Linked DNA regions of Mus musculus: region 2 is linked to region 1. Evidence: chromatin loops called from intact Hi-C (ENCODE). Cell type or tissue: gastrocnemius. All regions are shown on one strand.

Region 1 (8,000 bases):
TTAAGATGAATGAGGCCCTACATTCAACCTCCAGCAACAGGCACAAAATATGAAAAATATGAAAAAGACAGGAAATTCTGTGGAGTTTTCTTTGAAATGCTCTCTATGCAATCCCAGCTTGACTTCTAGAATTTTATGTCAACTGGAGAATGGTCAATAAAGGGAGATCAAGGGCTAGAGAGATGGCTCAGTGGTTAAGAGCACTGACTGCTTTTCCAGAGGTCCTGAGTTCAATTCCCAGCAACCACATGGTGGCTCAATCCATCTGTAATGGGATCTGATGCCCTCTTCTGGTGTGTCTGAAGACAGTGATAGTGTACTCAATACATTAAATAAATAATTTTTTTTAAAGGGAGACCAAAATCATGTTTTTCAGCCTCCTCATCTTTTTCTCTGATATGTGTCAGGTCCTCTTTGTTTGATGACTCAAATTAAAGTTCCTTAGCCTGATATGTATATTTAAAAAAAAATCTATTCACTGTTGGACATGGTGGCACACGTTTAATCCCAGCACTACTCGGGGCAGTGGTGAGAGAATCTCTGTGAGTTTCAGGATATAGAGCTCCAGGATGTCCCTGAGCTACATAAAGAGATCCTGTCTCAAAAATCCAAATGAAAACAAAACAGAAAGCCCACACCTGTTAACTTACCTCTTCTTGTAAGCCAGAGAGATTGAAGGGTGAACAACCAAGAATCGCTGTCCCACCGGGGCAGTCAGAGAACAAGGTGAAGAAGAATCACAATAAGATACATATGTAACAAGTGCCGGAAGGTCTTGAGCCAGAGCACTGCGGTAGGAATCCGAGGGACTGCCTACTTTGACTGCTGGGTGAGGTGCAGTGTGGAAAAGGCAGAGAGACAGCTTGGCCGGCAGCAGAAAAAGGCTGTCCAAACGCTCTAGGCAGCAGCTTAAACTACATGGAAGGGGGAAGAAGGTCATAGTGAAGAGAGAGCTGGGAGGCAGACCTGATTGGGCTGGCTGATGAACCGAATGGCCAGTGGGAGGAGCTGAACTGAAGATCACGCCCAGTCTTCTGACCACGCCCAGTGTTCTAGTAAACAATTTGAGCAAAAGGCAGTGCCAGTTACTGAGATAAGGAAGACAGAAGAGGAGCCGGGAACAGAAACCAAGGGCTTCATTGTTGTACCTTATAAGGAAGGGGCTGTCTCTGAATCTCAACAGTGCAAAGAGCTGTGAGGAGGGAGGCTCCCTGCGAGCCTTCTTTCCCTTAGGTCGTGGTCTCCCTGAGTTTCATCCGATTGCATCTGAGGCCTGCAGCTAAGACCACTGGCTTGGCTGTAACTGCCTATTTAACGGAGCACCAATACCTTTGAAAAGGGCCTTGATTTATGTATGACTGTGTTCTTTGTTCTGCTAACAAACAAACTATGCAGCTCCTAAGTGGGACTTGGATTTGGTATAACCTGAGTCTTTATTCCCAGGTCCTGGTCACTTCAGCACAAACTAGATCTACCGCCATTGAGGCAAGAGTTCTGTTTTTGTGTCAATTCTACGAAAATTCGAGAAAATCACAGCCAGGCACCGGTGTGATACAGCTCTGCTTCGTTCTGGTCCCATCTACTGTTCCTATCATATGTCACAGCACAGAAACCAGTTCAGGATCACACACTGCCTGGGGTTGTCATTTGTCCTTTAGTCTCCTTCAATCTGGAAAAGTCCTTAACTTTTTTTTTTCCTGGTCTTTCCTGACGTTGATCATTTTGAGACCACAGTTTGGAATTTTATCATGATTAGACTCTTGTGCTATATCTTTCTGTGAACCACTAAAGAAGCAAGCATGCTCTCAAAGGTCGGACCACTGAGCTTTGTACTTCAATGACATCATTAAGGTGACATCCACCAGACTTCTTGATTGTAAATCACTTTTTCTTTTGTAGTAAATGAACTTAGATACTATAAATCAAAACGTCTCTCTATTTCCTTATATGGCTTCATATAAATGTTGATTGTGAAGTACAAAGTCACTTCCGTTGATGTTCAGATTAACCCAGCTTTGGCCAGCAGGAAGAGTTGAGGCTAGTTTAAGCTAGTTTAAGCATCCCTCTCTCCGCACGGTCTTACTTTCTGGCACAAGATTTTCCAGGCTCATTTTTATTTTATTTTACTTACGGTACTGGTGATTTATTTATTTTTCTTTATTTTTACAATGCTGAGCTTGAACCAAGGGCTTCATGCGTGCTTGAAGATCTCCCACCCTGAACCATATCTCTGGCTCTTGTCTTATTTATTTATTTTAAGATTTATTTATTTAACATGAAAGAGTGTTCTTTCTGCATACACACCTGCATGCCGGAAGAGGGCATCAGATAGCATTACAAATGGTCCTGAGCTGGGAATTGGTTGCTGGGAATTGAACTCAGGACCTCTGGAAGGGCAATCAGTGCTCTTAACCTCTGAGCCACCTCTCCAGCCCCTGTTTTACTTTTCACTTTGAGACAAGGTCTCCTACTACAGTCCTGGAAGACCTTGTACTTGCAATCCTGCCTGAGCGCCCTGAAGAACCCAGCTACTTTTCTTAGTCTTACAGTCAGCCACTCGTTTAACCTAAGGGGTCTTGGTCCTTTTAAGGATTCTGTTTAGAAACCAGAACACAGCTGATCTCCCTCCCTTCCAGTGCAGAAAACTGGGGCTATGTGGACATGACCATGTAAGGACTCGGGCATTCCTCTAGATTTATTCCACACACACACAGTGGACTTGATGCTTCTGAGCTCAACCCCATGCAGCTTTCCCTAGAGTTTTCCCTAGAGTTGCATGTTAGCTCTTCAGGAATGGGAAGCTCTGCCCCCCATTAACTCAAACACATCTGTATGCAGTCTTCATGCCACTTGGGCTCCTATGCTCATACCAGACACCTCCAAACAGGACACCCCCCTACGAGTCAGTTTGGGTCACACTGGCTTCTGGTTGCCTGTTTTGCTTGGCTCCTATCTAACTGTATACCAGGTTATTCAAGGAAGAAAATGAGAAATTGTATCCGTTCTTTTGTTATTTTATAGTATTTGTTTTAAAAAAATTATCATACAAGGTATTAGTCATCACAGTATTTGTTTGTTTGTTTATTTTTGGGACAAGGTTTCTTTGTGTTGTCTTGGCTGTCCTGGAATTCACTCTGTAGACCAGGATGGCCTTGAACTCACAGAGATCCACTTGCCTCTGCTTCCCAAGGGCTGGGATTAAAGGCATGCACCACCACCACCGAGCCCTTAAAGCATTTAATTTAATAGATTCTCCTTTCCCTCCCCTCCCCTCCCCTCCCCTCCCCTCCCCTCCCCTCCCCTCCCTTCTCCCTCTCCCTCTCCTCCCCTTTCCACCCCTCCCCTCCCTGCTCTCCTCTCTTCTTTCCCAGGAACTCTATGCTATGGTGTGACCTAAACTGTGTGATTCCCTTGAATTACGCCCTCTTGTGCAAGGAGTCTGTGCTGTAGACTCCTTGCTTCCTCCTTCGAGTCCCAATTCTCTCTGCTTTGGGCTTGGAGCCTTGGGAAGACAGCAAGCACCTCAGGATGGTTCCTCCTTCAGGGCCCCTGGCTGAAGGTCTGCTGGCAGAAGAAACCAGTTCAGCCGGGGCCATGGTCTTGCCTGATAGTTGGCTGTTGGTTCAGGCCAGCCCTATCAGTCACTTGCACGCCGATGCCCTTTGGGGGAAGGGGAAGAGGCGTTGGCTACGGAGCCCCAGCCTTTAACTGTGGGCTGACTTCCCACGTCTCAAAAGACTGCCAAGACAGCCCTTCAGACAGCTTTGTGAGGGAAATGGTTTTAAAAGGTTAGTCCAATTAAACACCCATAAAGGAAACAGTAGATGACTAACAGAAATTACAGGCTAGCTACACTCTTACTGAAATGGCAGACTCATTTGTGTCTTTGAGTAATTTCATAACACACAGTGCTTGCTCATAGAGAATGAAAACTAGGACCATTAGGAGTGTCCATCCAGTCCTTTCATTACCTCCCAGGCCTTGTCAGGTTGCGTTCCCTGGCTTCTCTCATTCAAAGCACGCCATCAGAAACCAAATTACTCATACAAGTGAGAGTTACAGACAAAGTAAATACGTAAAAATATAATCCAATTGAGCTGCCTTTGAGGCTTGAATTTCCAGCAAAACATTTCCTGGGACGGCATTTACGTCGACTCAGCGCCACCTGCCGGTAGGTGGAATCTTAGCAACTGAATGTTCATTGGCCAGGCACGGCCACGTGGGTAGAGTGGGGGCGGGGCAGCTCATTCCGCCTATTCATTCTGAAAGCAGTCAGGTGTGTTGGTGAAGTGCCAGGCGCTGTGTCCTCAGTGAAAGGAATATCATCACTGCCCTGTCTAGTGCCGTACTTCTTAAAACTAGGCACAAGCCGGAATCATCCTGAGATGAAGTTCAGACTTTTAGACTCTCCTCTAAAAAGATTGTAGTTAATGGACTAGAATAGGTCCTGAGAACCTGTATTTTTAAACAGAATGGCTGACTCAGCAGTTCTCAACCTGTGGGTTGCGACCCCTTTGGGGATATTTCACAGGGGTTGCCTAAAATCGTCAGAAAACACAGATATTTACATTGCCATTCATAATAGTAGCAAAATTACAGCTATAAAGTAGCACAAAAAATATATATATATGGTCGTAGATCACCACAGCATGAAGAACTATATTAAAGGGTCACAACATTAGGAAGGGTAAAGACGACTCATCTAGGTGATTCTGAGGAACAGGAAATCCATGAGGAAAAAGTAAATATAGAGAAAAGCCGAAAAATCTGTAAAGGCAATGGGGCCTGGGACTCCCCTACTTCTGCAGGTAGCACGAGGAGCCACAGCCAGAGCAGTTGTAGGCAACTGAAGGCTTAGGTTTGATTACTAGTGTAAGATGGGGGTGTGAGTATGATATGAATGTTGTTGCCCTGCTTTTAACTATGGCTGCAGGTGAGCCCTGGGCTCCCATTCATGTCCTGGATTGACTTGGTTTTGAATATAAGAAACAGGTATAGGTCCTATAGGTCCCCTTCTCAGCATCCTTCTATCCCGTGGGTCCTGGGGGTTGAACCCAGGTCATCACTGCTGTCAGCAAGCGTCTTCATGCACCGAGCCGGACCCCTGGCCTTCTAAGTCCTTTTGTTTTGTATTGGTTTTGCTTTGCTGGGAATGAACATGGCTTTCCTGCTGAGCCCCAGACTAGCCCGTTCTTTATATGACATCACACCATGCCCACAGCTGATCTGATCCAGCCCCTGGAATTCCTTTTATATCTGTGTAACTTTCTCCACAGATATATGTCTGTGGGTGCTATTTGGAGTCAAAAACAGACTTTTTCTGGATGTCCACTCTTTGTCCCTAAGGGGCATGGAGAAACTTCTCACTCTGTTCTTCTGCTGTTGATACAAAACACAGTTCTTGCCTCAAATGGGATAGTTTATTCTGGAGCCAAATGTGGGTGACCACAGCCCAGGAACACAGATCCAAGCAGACCAGAAAGATAGATCCCACTGCAAAGGGCCACATGAGATGTATTAATTATGGAACAAAGTCATAAGTCAAGACAGTTACCAAATACACTGGTGGAGACAACAGTTAGGCAGGCTACAGCAAAGCAGGGAACCTTTGTTATAGGTCCCAGATGTGATCTGCTAACATCCTAACTTCTGGGTTGGTGGAAACTGGTGGTCTGTTAAGAATACATCCTGGGTCAGACACAGGGATGGGCAGTGCATGGCTTTCAAAGATATTTTGCTCGGGTCTGTAACAGTCTTTGTGTATGTGAGGATGTGTAGATGGGTGTGCTTGTGTGTGTGTGTGTTTATGTGTGTGTGTGTGTGTGTGTGTGTGTGTGTGTGTGTGTAAGGATGCCCTTATAAGTGCACAAAGGCCAGGCCAGCCGGGAGAGGTCAGGGGACAGGTGACTTCCTCATTTGCTCTCTGCCTTATTCCCTTAAGATAAAGGAACCTGAACCTGGAACTCTGGTTTTCACTAGGCTGGCTGGACAGCAGGCCCCAGGATCAACCAGTCTCCACGCCTCATTCCCCCTTCCTCAGTGCTGGGGTTGCAGGTGCCAGTGGCCATACCTGCTCTTTCAGTGGGTGCTAGGGATCTGAACTCAGGTCCTCTGGTTGTATATCTGCTGTTCTCCCACCCCCAGTCAGGCTCAGAGACATCTCCCCAGTGCCTGGTCCTCAACAGTTTCTCTCTCCAAGATCATTAGTTCTTCTTCAGTTTCAGTATATATGGTATACACAGGTATACAGGGATGTTTCTTACCTGTTTTCATAGGTCATAAATAGATCACTGTCCTAGTTAGGATTTTACTGCTGTGAACAGACACCATGACCAAGGCAACTCTTAAATAAGGACAACATTTAATTGGGGCTGGCCTACAGGTTCAGAGGTTCAGTCCATTGTCATCAAGGTGGGAGCAGGGCAGCCTCCAGGCAGGCATGGTGCAGGAGGAGCTGAGAGTTCTACATCTTCATCTGAAGGCTGCTAGCAGAATACCGGATTCCAGGAAGCTACGATGAGGGTCTTAAACCTTTGCCCACAGTGATACACCTATTCCAACAAGGCTACACTGTCTAATAGTGCCATGCCCTGGGCCAAGCATACGCAAACTGTCACAGTTACTCAGAGCCATCTACGATGAATAGATTTGGGGGTTCTCCCCCCACCCCCTCCCCAATTCTCCCATTGTCTCAAGCATTGTTCATTGAATTCTTTTGTTTTAAAGATGCTTTTGTTGTTGTTGTTTTATTTTGTTTTTTGTTTTTTCCAAGATTCTTTTCTTTCAGAAACAGGCTACATACATACTCTCTATGTAGCCCAGGCTAGCCTTGAGCTCTCAGTCTTCTTGCTTCAGTCACCCGAGTGCTAGTTACAAACCTGTACCAGCGTGCTGAGATCGCTAGAATATCTTTGAGAAGAGAGTCTTAGAAATGGGATTTCTGTATTAACAGATAGGTATCTATGAAATCGTACTTAAATATTGTCAAATCTCCCTCTCTGTGTATTGTACCATTTTTCATTTCCCTTAATAAAATATGAGCACGTGCTCTCCACTGCATTCTCTTCACACGGCGTCCTTCACTTCAGGTCTGTGCTAACCTGACGTAATTCACTGTGAGCGGCGGCAGGTCCACACTCCTGCTTTCTGTAGCCTGGGCAGTAGTGTTCAGAGGCCTCTCTCCTCCCAGGTAAAACTGCAGAAAACGATCTCAGAATGAGTCTATTCAAAACAGAGCCGTAGTTTATTAAACGAGGCTCCCCTCCCTTATCCCCCTCCCCCCATCATCCTAGAGAGAAAACCTAAGGCTTCACACAGGCTAGGCATGCGTTTCACCACTGAGCTACATCGCCAGCCCTAGAAGAGATTTTTAAATATAGATTAAAACAGGTGTGTGTGGGGGGTAACAGAAAGTTCAGAGAAAGAAACAGACACACCCAAGAATGTGGGAGTCTCCTTCTGAAAGAAGTCATTGTCTTTATACCAGCTATATATGTGTAGGAGTTTGGTGATTAAAAAAAGTTAATGCGTAGGGGTGGGGATGGGAGTGGGGAGAGGGGTGGGGGTAGTGGTGGAGGTAGGGGTGGGGGTGCTGAAGTGTGTGTGGAGGTCAGAGTGCAATGGGCAGGAGTAGGCTTTCTTTCTCCACCATGAGGATCTGGGGTCGGGGGCGGGGGGAGTCAAACTCAGGTCTTCAGACTACTTGAGGAGCCTCCTTGTCTGCTGCGCCATTTCATTGGCCAGATTTGGGTGACCTTTGACACTATCTTTAAGGCATCACTAAGGAATTTTAATAAGATCACAGGGTTGTTTCCCGGAGGCTTTGGAAAGGATCGCAGCTGCTGAGGTAAAAGCCTGGATCAAAAGAGTTGCTTGGGAAGTTCAAATGTTTTCACTGCAACATTGTCTGGTTTGTGAGCGGTCCAGAAAATATTTGGGAGAGAAAGGGTCATTTTCGCAGCTCACACAGGCTCACAGTCTACAGGCAGTTCATTGCTATT
Region 2 (8,000 bases), 290 kb after region 1:
ATCCCTGGCATTGAATTTCAACTTCATTCCTTATCAGATGTTCTAATGTGGACAAATGAGTTTTTCCAAACCTAAATGATATCATATGGGAAATGGAGGAGAATAAAGAATACCTTTGTTGTGGGACACACACACACACACACACACACACACACTCAGATTTGATGAGCTAAAGCATATAGACAAGTAGCCAGAGTGACACTTCATAGCTGCTAGATCCTCTTGTGAAAGTTTAGGCTGACTAAGGCTTTTACACCTTAGCCAATTTAAGTGTTCTTACTTTAATTTCATACACACAAATCTGTTAAGTATAAGTGACGGTTCCTCTTTAATTCATCTTCTACCTCCTTGAGGACTTCAGAAGCTTAGTTTTTTTTTTTTTCCCAAATGTATAGTTTATGACAGTTCTTCTGGCTTAGTACCAACTCATAACTTCAAAGCTATCTAATGGTAGCTTTGGAGACACTTTGGGCTGTTCGTTATTGCAAAGAGTACACATGGAGGGACCCATAGCTCCAGCTGCATATGTAGCAGAGGATGGCCTTGTTGGACATCAGTGGGAGGAGAGGCCCTTGGTCCTATGAAGGCTTGTTGCCCCAGTGTAGAGAGGAATGCTGGGGTGGAGAGGTGGGAATGAGTGGGAGGAGGGAGAACACCATCATAGAAGCAGGGCGTAAGAGGATAGAGGAAAGGGTTTTGGGGGGGTGGAAGATGGAAACCTGGAAAGGGGATAACATTTGAAATGTAAATAAAATATCCAATAAAAAATAAACTAAAACTTTAAGATTTATTTTTTAATTTTTACTAATGTTTATATGTGTATCTGTACACACACACACACACACACATATATGTATATGTATATATATATGGTAGCCAAGGAGACAGGAACCGCACCCAGCCGCTATCATGAAATTCTTCCAGTAAAATTTGCTCTTACTCTTCTTCTGCCCTGTTAGCGAAGATTTCTGGAAGTCAGAGTATTTTCCAGGCCCATCTTACTAGCCAGGATTCAACTTGGTTACTTTTCTATTGCTGCAACCAAACACCACGACCAAGACAACTTATTAAAAAAAAAATGCCATGTGGAGAAAGCATCGGAACTTCAATCAACCAGAGACTCCTTGCTTGCTCATCTTGGTGAGAAAAAAAAAAAAAAAAAAAAAAAAAAAAAGAAATAGAATTGACTTTGACTTACAGTTTCAGAGGTTTTGAGTCCATGAAGTCAGAGTAAAGATGCAGCTGACATCTTACATCTTGATCCACAACCGTGAGCTAGAGGACAAGGGAGAGGGAGAAGGGAAGGGAGAGGGGGAAGGGGAGAGAGAAAAATGGAGAATGACACAAGTCTTTTGAGACTTTAAAGCCCACAGCCTCTCCAATAAGGCCACACCTCCTAGTCCTTCCCAAACGTTTCTACCCATTGGGGACCAGGTATAAAACCATGATTCTGTGGAAGCCAGTCTTAGTCAAACTACCACAGCCTTCTCCAGCAGTCATGGCTATTGTTTTAATAATCTTCCCTGATGCAGCAGTTCTCAACCTGTAGGTCACAAACAACCTTTTCTCAGGGGTGACCTACCATTACATTTCATACAGTAGCAAAATTACTGTAATGAAGTAGCAGCAAAAATAATTTTATGATTGGGGATCACGACAGCATGAGGAAGCGATTTAATGGGTCGCAGCTTTAGGAAGGTTGAGAACCACTGCCCTGATGGAGCTCATGAAAGCCCAGCCTCCTCCAGTGGTCATATCTTCCTTAGCACCATGTGGGGAATAGAAGGAACGAGCTTAATGCCCTGTAAGTGCAACGATGATTAGCAGACCAGAACTCCTCCAGCCATCCTGCGAACGTAAGGAGGGCCTACTGAGGTAGATGGATTTTCAGGGATGTAAATGCAGGGGAGGCATAACCTAGGTGTGATGGGGGGACCCAGGTTCTCCCTGGGACAACAGAAAAAGAAAGACCTTTGTTTTGAGCAAGGAGGGAGTCTACTTCTATTACTGGAGATTTGTTTGCTAGCCAATACCTCAATTTGTTGCAGTTTATACTCTAGACACAGAATGATCCTGCAGTTAACACAAAGAAGGGGGGATTATCCAGGAAACCAGCCTTGCTGGACACAGGGGCTCAGACGGAGATTAAGTCGGCTGTTACCAGAGAAGAGCTACAGGGGCCTTTAAAGGTCTCTTTCAAGCTCGTAAATCTAGATTCTATTTCCTTCCAACCGTTTCTGTGGATTTTTAGTGCAACCAGAGGATTGGAATTCACAAAGGGTAAAATATTATTTCCAGGTCTGAGCTTGTACAGGAACAATTCTATCGGAGGACATAGCATCCTAAGCCTGTGAATAACTAGAAGTAATAATCCAATAACTTCTGCCAGATGCACAGGTTCTTTGTTACCCAGATGAGTCATAATCGTTCATGACCTGAGACTAGAGAGGTCTTGGGATCTAGGAAGACAGCTATTACTGTTATTTTTATAAAGAAGCGTAGCAAAAAACCAAACAAACAGAAAACGGAAAGCAAACATGAAAAGGGCTCCTAATAATGTATTGCTATACCCATATGTCAGCATATCTCTCAGCCCTAGTCAGAAAAGCTTCCTCTGTAGCAGAGAGGAACTAACTCTGAGACCCATACATGAACAATGGCCACAAACTTTGGCCAACCCAGCCCTAAATAGAATGTCTTTCTCAAACTCTTCCCTTCAAGGCTCAGGGATCCAAGAGCCAGAGATGGTGGATGCCTTCCAGACACAACAGGAGGGCTGATGCACACATGAACTCACACAGACTGTGGCAGCATGCGTTAAGCCTGGCACACATTCAAGACAGACAAAATCCTGACACGGAGAAGGGGAAGTGGACACTAAGTCCCACCTCTAACCAAGAAGCTGTTTGTAATACCCACTGGGAACAGGAAAATCAGTTTCTTCTAATGGAGCAATGATAGATATATCAGCTACACTCCATGACATTCTGAGGAGCTGATGGTCAACACAAAATGGACTCTATGTGTGTGTGTGTGTGTGTGTGTGTGTGTGTGTGTGTTGCTTTTGTTTATTTTGTTTTTGTTTGTTCTGATTTCTTTTTAAAGAAAGAACATGAAGTTGGGTGGCTATGGAGGATCTTGGAGGAGTTAGGGGAAGGGGAAAGGATATGATAAAAATATATTACACAAAAAGATTTAAGCCAACAAATAAAAATAAGAACTTCATAGTAAACTTAGATATTTGCTTATCCAGGGATAACAATGGTATAGCAGTGGTAGACATAAAAAAGAAAATTCAGCTTTATTCAACTCAAATGTTACTGAAAACTGGCAAGATTGTAAAGGGTGATTTAAGAAGACAAAGAGGTCGAACCCAGCTTCTCTCACTCGTCCATTAAGTGGATCCTTCCCTGGTCACTAGGATACAAACACCAGGAAGCTAGTGCGATGACCTCTGCTCTCTTTTAGTCTTGTTTCTCCAGTGAGGCCTGGCCACCAGAACACACACCACTGCTTGCTCTCAGAGAACCCAAGCTGTGTAGAGTCCCTGGTTTTCTTGGCAAAGTTTGTGCACTTGAGAAAGGGAGGCAAACAGGAAGTGTAAGCATAGAATCAGAGTTCAAGAGAAGTCCAGCGCAGTTGTGGGACACGATTTCCAAGGAGCTGGATATATTAATTAGGTGGTAGTGACACCACCTGGTCATCATGAGCATCTTCCCTCACACGGAACACTGGGAAAGGAATAGACTTGGCTTTTCTGCTTAAGCCATGTTAGATGCAATTGCAATTACATCAGAGGTACAAGGGCCTTGATCTTGAGAGGTTTAATCATCTATGCAACAGAAAAAAAATGCATTAATGCTAACTCCCTTACTTCAGCAGTTTGACTCTGGAGATTAGGAGGTATGGAGTCCTGATACCTCGACTTCTCTGGGCATCCCAACGAACACTCAGATCAACCCAGGCAAGGCTTTGATGGATAATAAACCTGATAAAATACTAAGGAAACCATGGAACAATAGAATTATAGGTCATTTGGAACTCATAGAATAATCTATGAGAAAGAGATCCTTGTAGGTTTGTGTGAAAAGCAAAATTAAAACAGCAACAAGAAGATGTGGTCAAAGTTTCACTTTTCTTGCAAGTCTCTCCCATGGACTCTTTGGCTGTCTCATCCCAATACTAAATCAAAGAACTCAGGGCAGTGAGTGTGGTCACTCAGCCCTGTAATCCTGGGACTTGGAATTTTAGCTTTCTAGTGAGTTTGGAGCCAGCCTTGACTATATAGTAAAGCCCTGTCTCGAAACACACAAAAGATTAAGAAAACAACAATAATACTAAGACAAGAAAAATGAGGGACTATTCTGGGTTGTCTGGAATATTCTAATCACCACTGTGTACAACCTTCAGATTTCCACTACTGGAAGAAATTCCTAAGATAAGCAGTTCACAAGGAGAAAGCACACATTTTTGACATGCAATTTCAGAGGTCCATGGGCACTTAGCCATGTCGCTCTGGGCTTGTGGCAGTTTGGCATAGTACAGCAGGATCATAATACAGTGCAAAAGACTTGTCACCTCATGGTGTCCAGAAAGCAAAGAGTGGAAAAATAGCATCCTTGAAGAGCATGTGCCCCAGGGAACTCTCCTCCTTCCACTACCCCTCACATACTAAACGTCTACAGCTTCCATGGATGCGGCCATTGAGGCTTGAACACATGGGCTTTTTGGAGGGCAGTTATGATCCAAACTAGTAATATACTACTTAACAGTGATACAATTATCCCATTTAATCTCTATTTTAGAACCATTTAACTTCTAGAACAAATGAAATGCTCTCAAACCCGAGTTTTTTGATACCTTGTATAATTATATTTCTCTCACCTTTACCAAATCTATCAGTTAGGGTTTTGTCAGAAGAACAGAAATGACTCTACCATGCTCAGAATTATGGACTTAACGTAGATCTTGGACTTAGGAGGCCTGGAAGGAAAAGCAAATAAGAGAACTAGAGAAGCAAGAGGAGGAGATGGCAATGTGACACTGTGTGGCATTCAGAGATCAGTATCTGTATGATGTAGTGGTCAGCCTCAAGGACCAAGAGACTAAAAGGGAAGAAAACCCATCATTAAAATATACGATTCAGTTCCTAGGCCAGCCAATACTAGGAATGCTGAGCACAGTCACCCTCGCCAGTGTTGGCAACAATGAGGATCCACAGTTAGTGCAGAAGGCTGGATCACTGAAAGGCCATATCTGCTTCCACAAATACCAGCAGCTACAAAAGAGTCTGAGGAATAAACAATGTCTCTTCCTTCTGCTAGCATTTAGCAGAAAGCCAAATCCTACAAGCATTTGGAGATTTGGGGATGTAGCTGTGGATGCCTGACCCTAACAATACAAAACAGACAGAATGTGGTCCTGGAACTGAGGGAAAGAGGGAGGTAACTGTCCTACCAAGTAAAATAAGGCAAGATGTATCTCCTAGAAGGCAAATGAACATGTGCCATTTGGAGGCTCATGCACGGTCCTGAGGGGTATTAATGCTGTAATATGCTCCAGTCCTAGTTGAGCATTTACTGGTTCCGACATGATGGGCAGAGAATGGTGCTGAACTCACACCCATCCATCCAACTCATCCAAACATCCAACCCAATCAATATATATCTATCCATTCAATCCCACTCATCTACCCATTTTCATTTGGTTCAACCCATCAATTCAACCCATGCAGCCAATGCATGAATGCACATATCCATCAACATGTATCATACATTATTTCATCTTTCCAGTCCAATCCATTCATGACACACACATACATGCATTCATACACACATACATACAATCCATCTAACCATCCAATCAGTCCATCCATCCAATCTATCCACCCAACCTATTCCTATTAATTCAGTCCCATCCATTAACTCAACCATCCATCTATCCATTCACCCATCTATCCATCCATTTACACATTTGGTGAGCACTTATTATCTACCAAGCATTGTGCTATGCACTGGAGATTCAAAGAGAATGCCAGTCTTCCACAGGTAACGTTCAAGCCAGGAAGAGACTGAACAACTTCGGTAGCCACAGGAAATATTACAAGTAACAATCACTTGTGTGAGTCAGTTTTCTGTCACTATAACAAAAGCCTGAAGGGTTTGACTAATAAAGAGAAAAGATCGATTTTTGGCTCATAGTTTTTGAGAATTTGACCCATGGTTGAGTGACTCTGTAGTTTCTAGACCCGTGAAGAGGCTGTCTATGACCATGGGAACAACAAACTCCAAGGAGTTTGCCCAATGGCTGGAAAGCAAAGAATATGGCAAGGAATAGACCAGAGTGCCCTTCATAGGCATCCTTTCAGTGGCCTGAAGATTTCTCACTCTACCCAACCTCTTAAAGCTTCTACCACCTCTCAACAGAACTACTGTGGAGGCCAAGCCGTCAACACAAGGGCCTTTGGGTGACATCACAGAGCCAAACAACAGCACCACATTGTTCTTCCTTCCTTCCTTCCTCCCTCCCTCCCTCCCCCTCTCTTTCTTTCTTTCTTTCTTTCTTTCTTTCTTTCTTTCTTTCTTTCTTTTTTTCTTTCTTTCTTTCTTTCTTTCTTTCTTTCTTTCTTTCTTTCTTTCTTTCTTTCTTTCTGCCTGTCAAAGTACTTTGCCATCTTAGAATTCTTGTAGAATATAAAAATCACATGGAATGTATCTTTACTTATTTTTCTGTCGCCAAACCTTCCATGGACATTGTATATAATTCCTATAAAAACAATTCCAAGTTCTGTTGCTTTCTCTTTCACTTGTTCATACTGTTTTTAATGACTAGCTTTCTTCCTTTGACCAATGACTTCCCTGGCTCTCTTCTGTCTTTTCAGCCTTGCACAGTCCTGTCACCTCAGAGACTAGTTATCCTGAGGCCATCTCTCTGCCCTTCCATATTGTTTGTCTAACAGTGCAGGGCTCTCCAGCTCCTAGGCTGGTCTACTTTCCTGTGTCATACTTACCTGCTGCTTCTCCTCATTCAACTTGAGAGACATTTTGAGAGAACAGACGTTGCTGGGAAAATCCATCTCTACTCACCGCACTATGGGAAAAGTTTTGTCTCTCTTCTTCTAGAACTTCATTAAATTCATATTCTTTTTTTTTTCACTACAGTGACTATATGCTTATACGTGGTTGACTGATACTCCTCCAATGTCTTCAGTAGACTTCCTACATCTGATTCTCAGCTTTTAAGTGTGAAGGGCTTTTGGTGGCAGTGGTGGTGGTGGTGGTTGTGGTTTTGTGTGTGTGTCTTTTCAAATTTCTTTCTTTTCTTTTCTTTTTTTTTAAAGGTCTTCACATTTTTATTCTTTGTGCACAAAGACTAGCATGATCGGTTCCACTTGGTAGTCAGTCGAACCCATTGAAGGTTGCTTAGTCCAACTTAATGAAGCCTATGTCCTTCGAGTACTGCGAGGGAAAAGGCTTTTTTTTTTTTAAAGATTTATTTTATTTATATGAGTACACTGTAGCTGTCTTCAGACACACCAGAAGAGGGCATCGGATCTCATTACAGATGGTTGTGAGCCACCATGTAGTTGCTGGGGATTGAACTCAGGACCTTTGAAAGAGCAGTCAGTGTCCTTAACTGCTGAGCCATCTCTCCAGCCCCTGTGTTTTCAAGTTCCATTCTACTGACTCAGACTCTCTGGGGAGGGGCCCAGAGAAATCACGTGCTTCCTAGGCACAGCAGGTGTTTCTGATCACACAAAGGGGGGCAGGCAAACCGAAACTGCCTTTGTGTTCAGCTCTGACACTTTTATTCTTCCTTCCTTCGGTGTTTTTGAAAATATTGTTATCTTTCACAGCAGACTCTCTTGTCACCAGACATTTTAGATGGGCAGTGATAATTTGAAGTTTGCCCCCTTATTTCTGAAATCATTTCTCTTTGAAACAATTATCTTTTTTGGTATGTGACAGAGGTTTTTATTATCTATAATAGAGAGTAGAAAG

Evidence for each region. Hi-C counts contacts between places; a loop is a spot of excess contacts. Peaks named below come from ENCODE experiments on the same cell type or tissue, not always from the same donor. Only the 100,000 strongest peaks of a DNase experiment are listed, where the experiment ranks them.
Region 2: a loop joins it to region 1, with 8 times the contacts of the local background. A loop is called at or near these places in 17 of 42 quality-filtered maps.

The regions. Positions count from the first base shown.
Region 1 is chr19:29,060,233-29,068,232 of GRCm38, reverse strand. It overlaps Gm9895 (predicted gene 9895), which reads right to left and starts at 932. Exons shown (of 2, transcript NR_045687.1): 1 at 651-932. In gastrocnemius, a CTCF peak has its summit at 4,160 (motif pointing left); DNase peaks (open chromatin) are centred at 3,584 and 4,213; H3K4me3 peaks cover 2,521 bases; H3K27ac peaks cover 3,696 bases.
Region 2 is chr19:28,772,707-28,780,706 of GRCm38, reverse strand. Gm35922 (a long non-coding RNA gene) reads right to left here. Exons shown (of 4, transcript XR_877801.1): 3 at 1,199-1,275. Among named protein-coding and RNA genes, the nearest start is that of Gm35922, 17 kb to the right of the region's middle. In gastrocnemius, a CTCF peak has its summit at 3,692; DNase peaks (open chromatin) are centred at 2,787 and 3,607.